Linked DNA regions of Homo sapiens: region 2 is linked to region 1. The links are chromatin contacts, found by Hi-C or POLR2A ChIA-PET in ENCODE. All regions are on one chromosome and are shown on one strand. Each heading gives the region's core, a stretch centred on a gene start or an enhancer-like site at or near the end of the contact. The rest is flanking DNA. Distances are from core to core; before and after follow the strand shown. Region 1 overlaps DCUN1D4 (defective in cullin neddylation 1 domain containing 4). Region 2 overlaps DCUN1D4 (defective in cullin neddylation 1 domain containing 4).

Region 1 (4,078 bases), core at 1,560-4,059:
AGTAGATTAGTGGTTGTCTGGGGCTGGGAGTGGCTGAATGGGCATTAGGGATCTTATTGGGATAATAGAAATGTTCTATAACTGGTTTGTAGTGATGGTGTGTACAACTCAGTTAACTTAATAAAAATCACTAAACTGTACACTTAAAATGGATGAACTTTATGGTATGTAAATAAAGTTGTTTAAAAAAGAAAGGCCAAGAATGAAACTCAGAAACTGCAACTACACTGCCAGTTTCAAATCTGGCTTTATCATACTATATTTTATTAGACTGTGGTGAGAAAATACTAAGCGCTACAAAGTCACAAAATGTTATGTGATTGTTAGAATTTAACAATTCTGATAATAACGTCCACACCACCAAAAAAGTATCAAAGTAGCCTGCCTTTGTAAAGTTGAAAAATCACTGGCCTAAAGATTGCTGGTGATTATTTTCTAAATCACTACTATCTTCTTTCAGATAATATTTTCTATTCATTTGAGATATAAACAATGACATTATTTTTACATTTTCAGAGTCTTTCTTATTCCTCTGAGTCACAGCAAGAAAGAAACAGAAAAATCTCACTTAAATTCCCTGGATTAATACATGTGGAAATTCTGGCCCATTAGTGATATGACCCACAAAGCCAGAATGGGGAAAGATGGAGAAAGGTAGAAAAGACTAGACAATGATGTTCGTTTGTTGTTTCTGAAACAAGGAAGAAAAAACTACTTACTAAACTCAGGGTGAAACAATAAAGATGTTTGAAATAAACGAATCTAACAGGCCCTTGGAGTTACCAAAATTAACAAGTTCACTTATCTGAAAGAGAAGCGATTTAAAGAGCCTTGTTTTTCACAGTTCTATCGAATTCTCACCCATGTGAGAATAAACCTCAGCTTGGCTGATATTCTGGGCGGGCACAGACCATTAAGTACAGGAAGATCTCTCCAGCTCTGTGGTTGAAGTGAATGAGTGAGACCTGCTTAAAGAACAAGACACCAATTCTGTGGTCCTCAGCAGGCACAGACAGCAAGGCTTTGAAAGGAAAGAAATCAACTCTGCACCAGTTTTGGGCGATCAATGGATTAAGATAAAACTTTAACTTCTAAGAATTCAAATTACCTAATTTGTTCTTACGTTTTTAAACTAAAACACAAAATAAACATGATTAAATAATTACATTTTGAAAAATCGACTGGCAAAGCCCATTCCACTTGGCATTTGCACACTTAGAAGACCCACACTGAATTAGGTAGAAATGTGCATCTTCGACATATGTATCACTGATTCTGATCTACTGTCTCTACATCATACCTATCATGTCTACTTTTCTTGGCAGATAAATCATCTCCAGAGGCAGGTCTTCTCTTTTTCCTTGGTGGCATCACTTTATTAAAGCAGTCTGAAGAACTGCAAGACCGCAGACTTCCTACAAAACAAATTCAAAGAGCACAAAATTAAGGTATGCTACATCCTAACTCTGTACTTCCAAAGAACAGTACTGCTAATTTAAACACTTCCACAGCTTGTATTGTAAGGAATTTAGATGTTAAAGAAAAGATGGGTTTTTAGTTCCTTTTTGAAAAAATGTTATGGTCAAGAAATAAACCTAGCGACGACACAAATAAGTTAATACTTCCACCAACCCAAATCACACCAGAAATAGAAGTTATTATAATTTCAATTTACTCTCCAAAAATACTAATCTAAGTCATCTAACCTTTCTGTTTCTCTTATATGTCAATGTTCTCTCAAAATGCACTGCAGTGCTATCTCATGTACACACTTCATGAAACAAGGTTAGCTCAACAAGTAACCCTGACTCTAAAATACACGTAGGCACATCAGTCCCAGTAGTCTTAAGCTTCAAGAGATATCTGATTTAAAAAAAACAGGATTTGGGGTTTTTTAAGCAGAAGTCTGACATGACCTTGAGCAAAATGTCCACAACAATTTTGTTTGTTTCTGCCACTTGAAGATTTTGCCACATTCAGTCAGGGTTTTCAGTTAGGAAACATAACTTTCATTTGGTAATTGTCTGATACCAAAATGTAATAACAGATAATAATAGCCACTGAACACTTACTGAGGTCTTACTTTGAACCAGGCCCTGTTCTTAACACTTGCATGTACTAACTCATTTAGGTTCAGTTTCCATGAGGAAAGAACTATTATTGCCTTATGCAGATAAGAAAACGGAGGCGGAGGGAGGTTAGGCAAACGGCAAAGCCAGGATTCGAATCTGGGCAGTCTTGCTTCAGGCCGTCTTAAGTTATAAACTACAAGACAACTATAAGATGATTAAAATACCCCACCTTGGTACAAGTGCCCTCAAATATATTATGTCATTTGGTTCCTACAATAATCATGAATGACAGGCAGGGCAAAGATAATTATTTCTACTTAACAGACAGGGAAAACTAAGGCTTAGGTATTTAAGTGACCTCCTGAGGTCTCAGGAGTGAGAAGTGGTGAATTCTGAACCTCATGCCTTTCCTCCTTGCACAAGCCCTTGGTTGAAGGCCCAGGGCTCTCAGGGAGTGATGAGGACAGGAGAGCGTGAAGGGTGCTGGGGACTGAATGATCTGCAGTCAATGAGTGAGTTCCAGTTCTTCACCTATGTGGTTCTATCAGTCACTAACCTACTTAGGGTCTCTCATTCGCCATTTGAAGAATGAGAAATGTTATATAGCTACCTCTCAGGAGTTTTATGAAGGAAAAAAATACCCATTCACTAAGTGCTTAGGTGCCAAGTGTTGTGTTCGGGTGTTGCTGAAATAAAGACATTGGTTCCGAGCAGCATCACGGAAGGAGGCATGCGCACTGCGCTCATGGCGGCCTTCAGCATTCACTGAACTCTCAGGACACTATTCACCAGCATGTATCATATTTTAACAAACAGGGAAACCAAAGCAGAGAGATTAAGTGACAGCTGGAAAGCAGCACGTAAAGCCAAGTCAGTATGAACCCAAGCAGCCCAGTGGCAAAGCCCAAGCTCTCAGCTACCATTTGCTGCCACTTCTATGAGGCCATAAAAGCAGAAACAGAAACAGAGGACTAAGGACAGAGCCCTGGGAAAAGAAGGTAAAACCCAGGCAGGAAGGAAATCCAGGAGAGTGTCATGTCCTGGAAGCCAAAGGAGGAGAGCATGCTTTGAGAAGGGAGTGTTCAATTGCAGCACGGAGGTCAACTCAGGTAAGGAGTGAAGGCACACATGAGATTTAGCAATCAAGTACAGTGTCCATGGATTGGTGGGAGTGCAGGCCAGATTGCAGCGGGCTGTGGAGAGACAAGAGATGTGAGGTGAGGAAGTGGACACAGTGAATGTGAACAGCTCTTTCCAGATACCTGCTCTGAAGGCAGAGAGAGCTGTCAATAGCCAACATTCACAACCCTGCTAAGAGCAATGATCAGAGCTGAAACCTAAATCCCAGTTCATATCTGGGCTTCCATCACTGTGCTAAGTTCCTAAGGTGACATGCTTCAGCAACATACCAGTTCAAAGCACCCTTTCCATTATAAATTGGGACTCTGGCCCAGATGAGGGTCCTTCCCAGACCCCAGTCTTGGACAGTGCCCAGGCTCAAGGATCCTGCCTGCTCCTTCGGCACAAAACCAGTTCAGGTCTAAACAGATGACCCTCAGCCACCATTCCTGGGGAACCAACCAGGCTCTTTCCTTCCAAGGATTGGAGTAGAGAGCTCTTCAGAGACACTAAGCACCCCCATATCACTCCTCCCACACCAGCAGGGTGTGGAAGAGAAAGAGTCAAGGGGAGTGCTGCCCACCACCCCACACACCCCATTCATCTTCCCTGTAAAATGCTGCCCTGGTTCACAAACACCACTAAAGCATATTAAAAGGTCCAAAGAATTGCAGTGACCCAAGCTTCTGCAGACTGCCAACATACAAAAACAAAGATTTATTCATATCTATTAATGCCCTAGGGCAGGGCTTGCAGAAGGAAAAAGTTTGCCCTGCTCAGCTGTAAAGCCTGTTATACTGCCCAGAAATGAAGAGTCTGTCCTGATCCTCAAGGCTGGCTTCTCCCTCCTTAGATGTATATGCAGGAAGAAAAGACATTTTCTTCCA
Region 2 (4,623 bases), core at 1,076-3,575, 36 kb before region 1:
ATACTGATCTGAAGACAATTTAAACTGAAGGAGATATTGTCAGTCTGCCTAATACTTAGATTGATCTAAGGTCCTCAAGTTACTTGGTGACAAGAGTAGATAAGAACATACTACAAACTAATTTTGGTAAGAAGGCAGATGACTGTCTTTTAAACCTCTGCTTAATAAAAGTGGAAGTTCATCTAAAGTCAAAAGAAAGTAAATCTTCTTTTTCTATTGTTACAAAGAACAGAAAATCTAAACAAAAGTGAAGCTTTAAAATGGGGATGAGAAAAGAGAGAAAAGGACAGAGCTGTGGCTGTTTCGGATGCATTTTTAATGTGGAATGAAGCAACACAACATTAAACGCATACACAGATGCACTCCAAGAAGATAGGTAGCTGCTGACTGACAGCAATTATGTCACCGTAATTCCTACATAGGCAGAAAAGTACAACAAACAAAAAATTACATACAACGGGTGAATAAAGTTATTTGGTAGTTCCAAGCAAGCAAACATACATTTCATAAAACAACAATTTGGTACCTCTAAGAATTGGTGAAAAACTGGAAAAAGGGGCCAGATTTTTCCTAATAACAGTCCCAACATGCACTTGGCAGTGTTTATGTCTAGGCTGCGCTGGTCCTTTTCCTGTTTAACAAACAAAAACAAGGATGAGCCAGATGCCCCCAAATAATAAATTCCAATAATTGCAAATGTGTATTCACTTCAACAGGAAATTAGTAAACAGCTCATTTATCATACACCTTAAAGACCCTGCATCCAGACTAAGGTTAGGGAGGGGAGGTAGTCAAACACAATGGAAGGCTTGGGCATTACGATATTATATAAATTTACTGTGAGAAAGATTTATGTCAACTGAATGATCACCCTAATGCAAAATCAATTAGTTATGTCGTAGCAGTTTCTACAGGCTTTTCATGGGATTAATAAAAACTTGTAACTCAATCACTTGCTTGTTTGATATTTATGATAATTATCAAAATCCTAATTGTTGACCATAAAGCCTATAACTCAACGGAGCTTAAAGGTTTTGATGCCTATGATTAGGAATCAGGTTTCCTTAATAAAAACGAAATCAATTTGATTTCATTGATAAATATTTTTCTTGAACCTAAACATGCTGGAATTGACTTCAGCTCATACCAAATGCTGGGGCTCTGAAGTGTCTCTCTAAATCAGAGGATAGATTCATCTACCCACTCTGGTGGAAGGCAGGAAGTCTATCAATACAGTCCTTCAATAGACAGATAGATAGATAGATTTCTTAGACGTAAATTTCCTAGTAAAATACTCCTAACTAGTAACCAAGTGAAAGACAACATTTCATAAGGACACCAGAAAAAAAGATAAGAACATAAACCTAAATAAGGGCAGGGTAAGCTCATTCCACTTACATTTGCAATTAAGGATCCTAATTTCTCATTTCCGTCTTTCTTATATGCTTCCATTCCAGAACTACAAGCGGTCAGTTTCCATGGAAAGGAATAGAGGGCCTGGGACCATAAGCATACCTTACATATCCAAAGCTAGCCTCCATGTGTTATCTTAACTACAGTGGAAATTTGTAAAAGTAGTTTTTTACAAAGGGAGAAAGTGCCTGGCTAGCCCAGTGCAGTGGAATCTAAATGTTCAAATTAAGGGATGATGCTGTGACCACCACCCTAAGCCACATATGCAGCCATATATACCTCCTGATAAAATAAATCATCACTGCAAGGACGCTTAACAGTGAGGTACTCTTTAGTATACAAACCATTTCTAGCCATGACCCTGAATTGGGACTTAATACAGCAAATGTAAGGGCCTCACTTAACAACAACAATCAAGGTAGATGAAGACAAGGAAACTTGTTGCCTAAGGAAGATGTGCAATAGATCTGGCCTTTTGGTCTCAGTTGTGAAGTGTAACGACTGTCCATGAATAGACCAGGTCAGATGGCTCCACATCACCCTTCTTTCAGAGGTCACATAACTTAAGTCTGATGAGGGCAGGTGTATCCCAGTTCCACAGTTCTATGCAAACAGGTGGGACCTCCTTTCCACAGGGTTCTCTGCCTGTCCCTTGGCCATATGTATTGTCCTGCTCAGGGCTGCAGTACGCACTCCCAATGGAGAAGAGGACAGGAGAAGAGGTGATCTAGAGACTGCCTGCCTTTTGCCAGACAAACTGCATTGGTTTGTTGTGTTTCAAGGGCTTACACTTCTGTGATGACACTGTGCAAGCAAATGGAAAACTTCCTCTTACCCTGTAACACAGGTGTGGCAGACGGCAACAGCACACCATACTATGAAGCAATCCACAAGATAAACGAGTAAACTGTTGAGAAACACACGCGGCACCACAGGACTCGGCCAAAGTCCATTTGTTGAACAACAGCTTATGCAGCACTGGGCTGACAACACTGGCGCTCTGGAAGAGTTTTCCCTTTGCAGAGTTTGTAATCATTCACTAAACCCCAAATCTCTAGTCTTGCTGTGATATATATTGTGCCTTCTTCCACCATCATCAATACCTATGTCCCCGTCACAATGGACATACACTAAGGTGACAAAAAAGAAAAAAAAGATACAAAAGACCTGGACAGACTCTTTGCAACAATATAATCATCTGACAAACTGATGATCATGAAGGATTTCAATGCATATGTTTGGCAGTGATGCCAAAACACGGAGGAAAGGCATCAGACTCACAGGACTGGAAAGCTGAACAGCACTCACTTACTCCTGCTCTGCAAGGGTGCCAGCCAGCAGCTCGCAATCACTAACACCATCTTCGGCCTAGCAAATAAGAGAAAGATATTATGGATGCACTCACAATCTGAATAGTGGCATCTCACTGATAACCAACATTTCCTGTGAGTGGACTTGTGGCTATGTGCAAATGACCATGACTGGAAACACTAAAAATTCCCGGGAACAACAGTCGAGAGCTCCCACAGCAAACATCTACTAAACATCAAAATTGGAGACACTCGCAGGGGGTTCTCTGACAACAATGATCCTAATGACATTCTCTGCAAAGGGGTTCCCAATTAAAAGTGAAATGAATCTCCCAGGATGCTATCAGGCAGCCATCAACTTTATAGGCATTTAAAAAAAAAAAATCACCGTAACAAATTCAAGGAGTAAAGACATCCAAAAGCTCTTTGTAAGAAATTAAAATTATACGCTGTCAACACAAATCCTGTGACTCTCTGCTCATGGAGCACCAAGGAGCAAGGGGCAGACCAATAGATTCCTGGATCCCAAGGTCAGAATTAGACAGAAGGTACCTTGAGAGCCTGCCAAGAGCCAACCAGCATCCCCAGAAGGCCCATCAAGGTTAAAGGAGAAGGAAATGAAAACATCTCTCCCTACCCACCTCTTGACCCAAAATGTGTATGTAGGTATTTCATAAACTTTAATTTACTAAGATAAAAAGCAACGGAATTTTGTGTCATTTTTCAAATAATAATACAAACTGAACAGGCTCTATACACGAAAGATATACCAATCCCCCACAATATACAACTAGATTCTACTTTGTGGTCTTCCTTAATGCAGATTAAAAATAGAAGTTATAGAATGATATAGTACAGCTGCAAAACCAAAGGATCCTACTCTAAATATTCTACGTTATATTTTATAAATGGAATAAATATACTCCATAAGCTAAAGACTAAGAGCTAGTGTAGAGAACAGTGAAATTTTATTACAATCTGATTTAGAGTTCTAGTATGAAATAAAAAACCAGTGCCTTTGTTCACATACTACTGTTTCAGTATAGGTTCTCCTCTAAAAGGTGACAATTGAGCATTTTTTTCTTAGATGACACAAATGACTTAACAACTGAAACAAAATAGTTAACTGTAAACATGTAAATAGAAATATATTACAAAAATGAACCTTTAAACATCTGAGTATCCAGATCTGCTAAATCAAAGGCCCCTAACTATTTCAAAAGATGTATTTCCAATTTATACCAAACTTTACAGCTTAAGACTTACATATGAAAAGAGGAAAAGAGGAACCCTGAATTATTAAAATTACAAAGAAAAAAATTCAACGGGAAAAATTAAAACCCAGAAGATTTTCAAGAGAGACTAGCTGGAATCAAGAAATAATATACAGGCAAATCACAATTCCAAACATAAATGGTGAAGTCAGAAATTGGTACATGAAATCAAAAGGCCTTAAGTGAAGACCTATTACATGTGTCATGGTGTTCCAATTGAGGCCACAGGAAAAACAGACATAGAGAAAATGCAGTCCTCCTTAACCCAGCTAACCTAAGTAACCAAAAGATAAAAATAGAGGGCTGTAAAAAGCTCATATCTGAAATATTGTGGCTCAGTTTATGAAACCAAAAATACAGCAAAATAATTTTTTGAACGGGAGTTTAATTGTGCTCTTAGAACTTAGCTAACATTAGTTTAGAGACAACAATGTTTGCAAGGCAATCAATTAAGCTCAATTCTTGACACTTCCTTTAAAACAAAAGGAAAACATCTGCCAGCTGGCACAGGCTTTATTATTTTATTTGGTACAATCTGATTCTACTACTGTAAGCACTACTCTAAAAAAATGTCATTATTTGAAATGACGTCTGCAGACACCTAGGTAATATCAGTGAAGAATTCA

Evidence for each region. A loop is a pair of places that touch in the nucleus more often than their neighbours do. ChIA-PET counts read pairs that join two places held with the same protein, here RNA polymerase II (POLR2A). Pooled maps may share reads with other maps.
Region 2: a pooled map shows a loop between it and region 1 (2.1-fold over the local background). The contact joins two enhancer-like sites. A Hi-C loop is called at or near these places in 2 of 168 maps with a recorded cell type or tissue (IMR-90 and posterior vena cava), 2 of 37 single-sample maps with no recorded cell type and 2 of 50 pooled maps. POLR2A ChIA-PET finds 5 or more read pairs at or near these places in 4 of 52 experiments (HepG2, OCI-LY7, WTC11 and 1 more).

Annotation. Positions count from the first base shown.
Region 1 is chr4:51,871,608-51,875,685 of GRCh38, reverse strand. It overlaps DCUN1D4 (defective in cullin neddylation 1 domain containing 4), which reads right to left. Exons shown (of 11, transcript NM_001040402.3): 4 at 1,301-1,415. Among named protein-coding and RNA genes, the nearest start is that of DCUN1D4, 30 kb to the right of the region's middle. Within about 2 kb of position 2,809, at least 2 of the 41 ENCODE cell types and tissues checked have a DNase peak (open chromatin) inside an H3K27ac peak, as active enhancers do.
Region 2 is chr4:51,907,078-51,911,700 of GRCh38, reverse strand. DCUN1D4 (defective in cullin neddylation 1 domain containing 4) reads right to left here. Exons shown (of 11, transcript NM_001040402.3): 9 at 527-631. Among named protein-coding and RNA genes, the nearest start is that of DCUN1D4, 66 kb to the right of the region's middle. Within about 2 kb of position 2,325, at least 3 of the 41 ENCODE cell types and tissues checked have a DNase peak (open chromatin) inside an H3K27ac peak, as active enhancers do.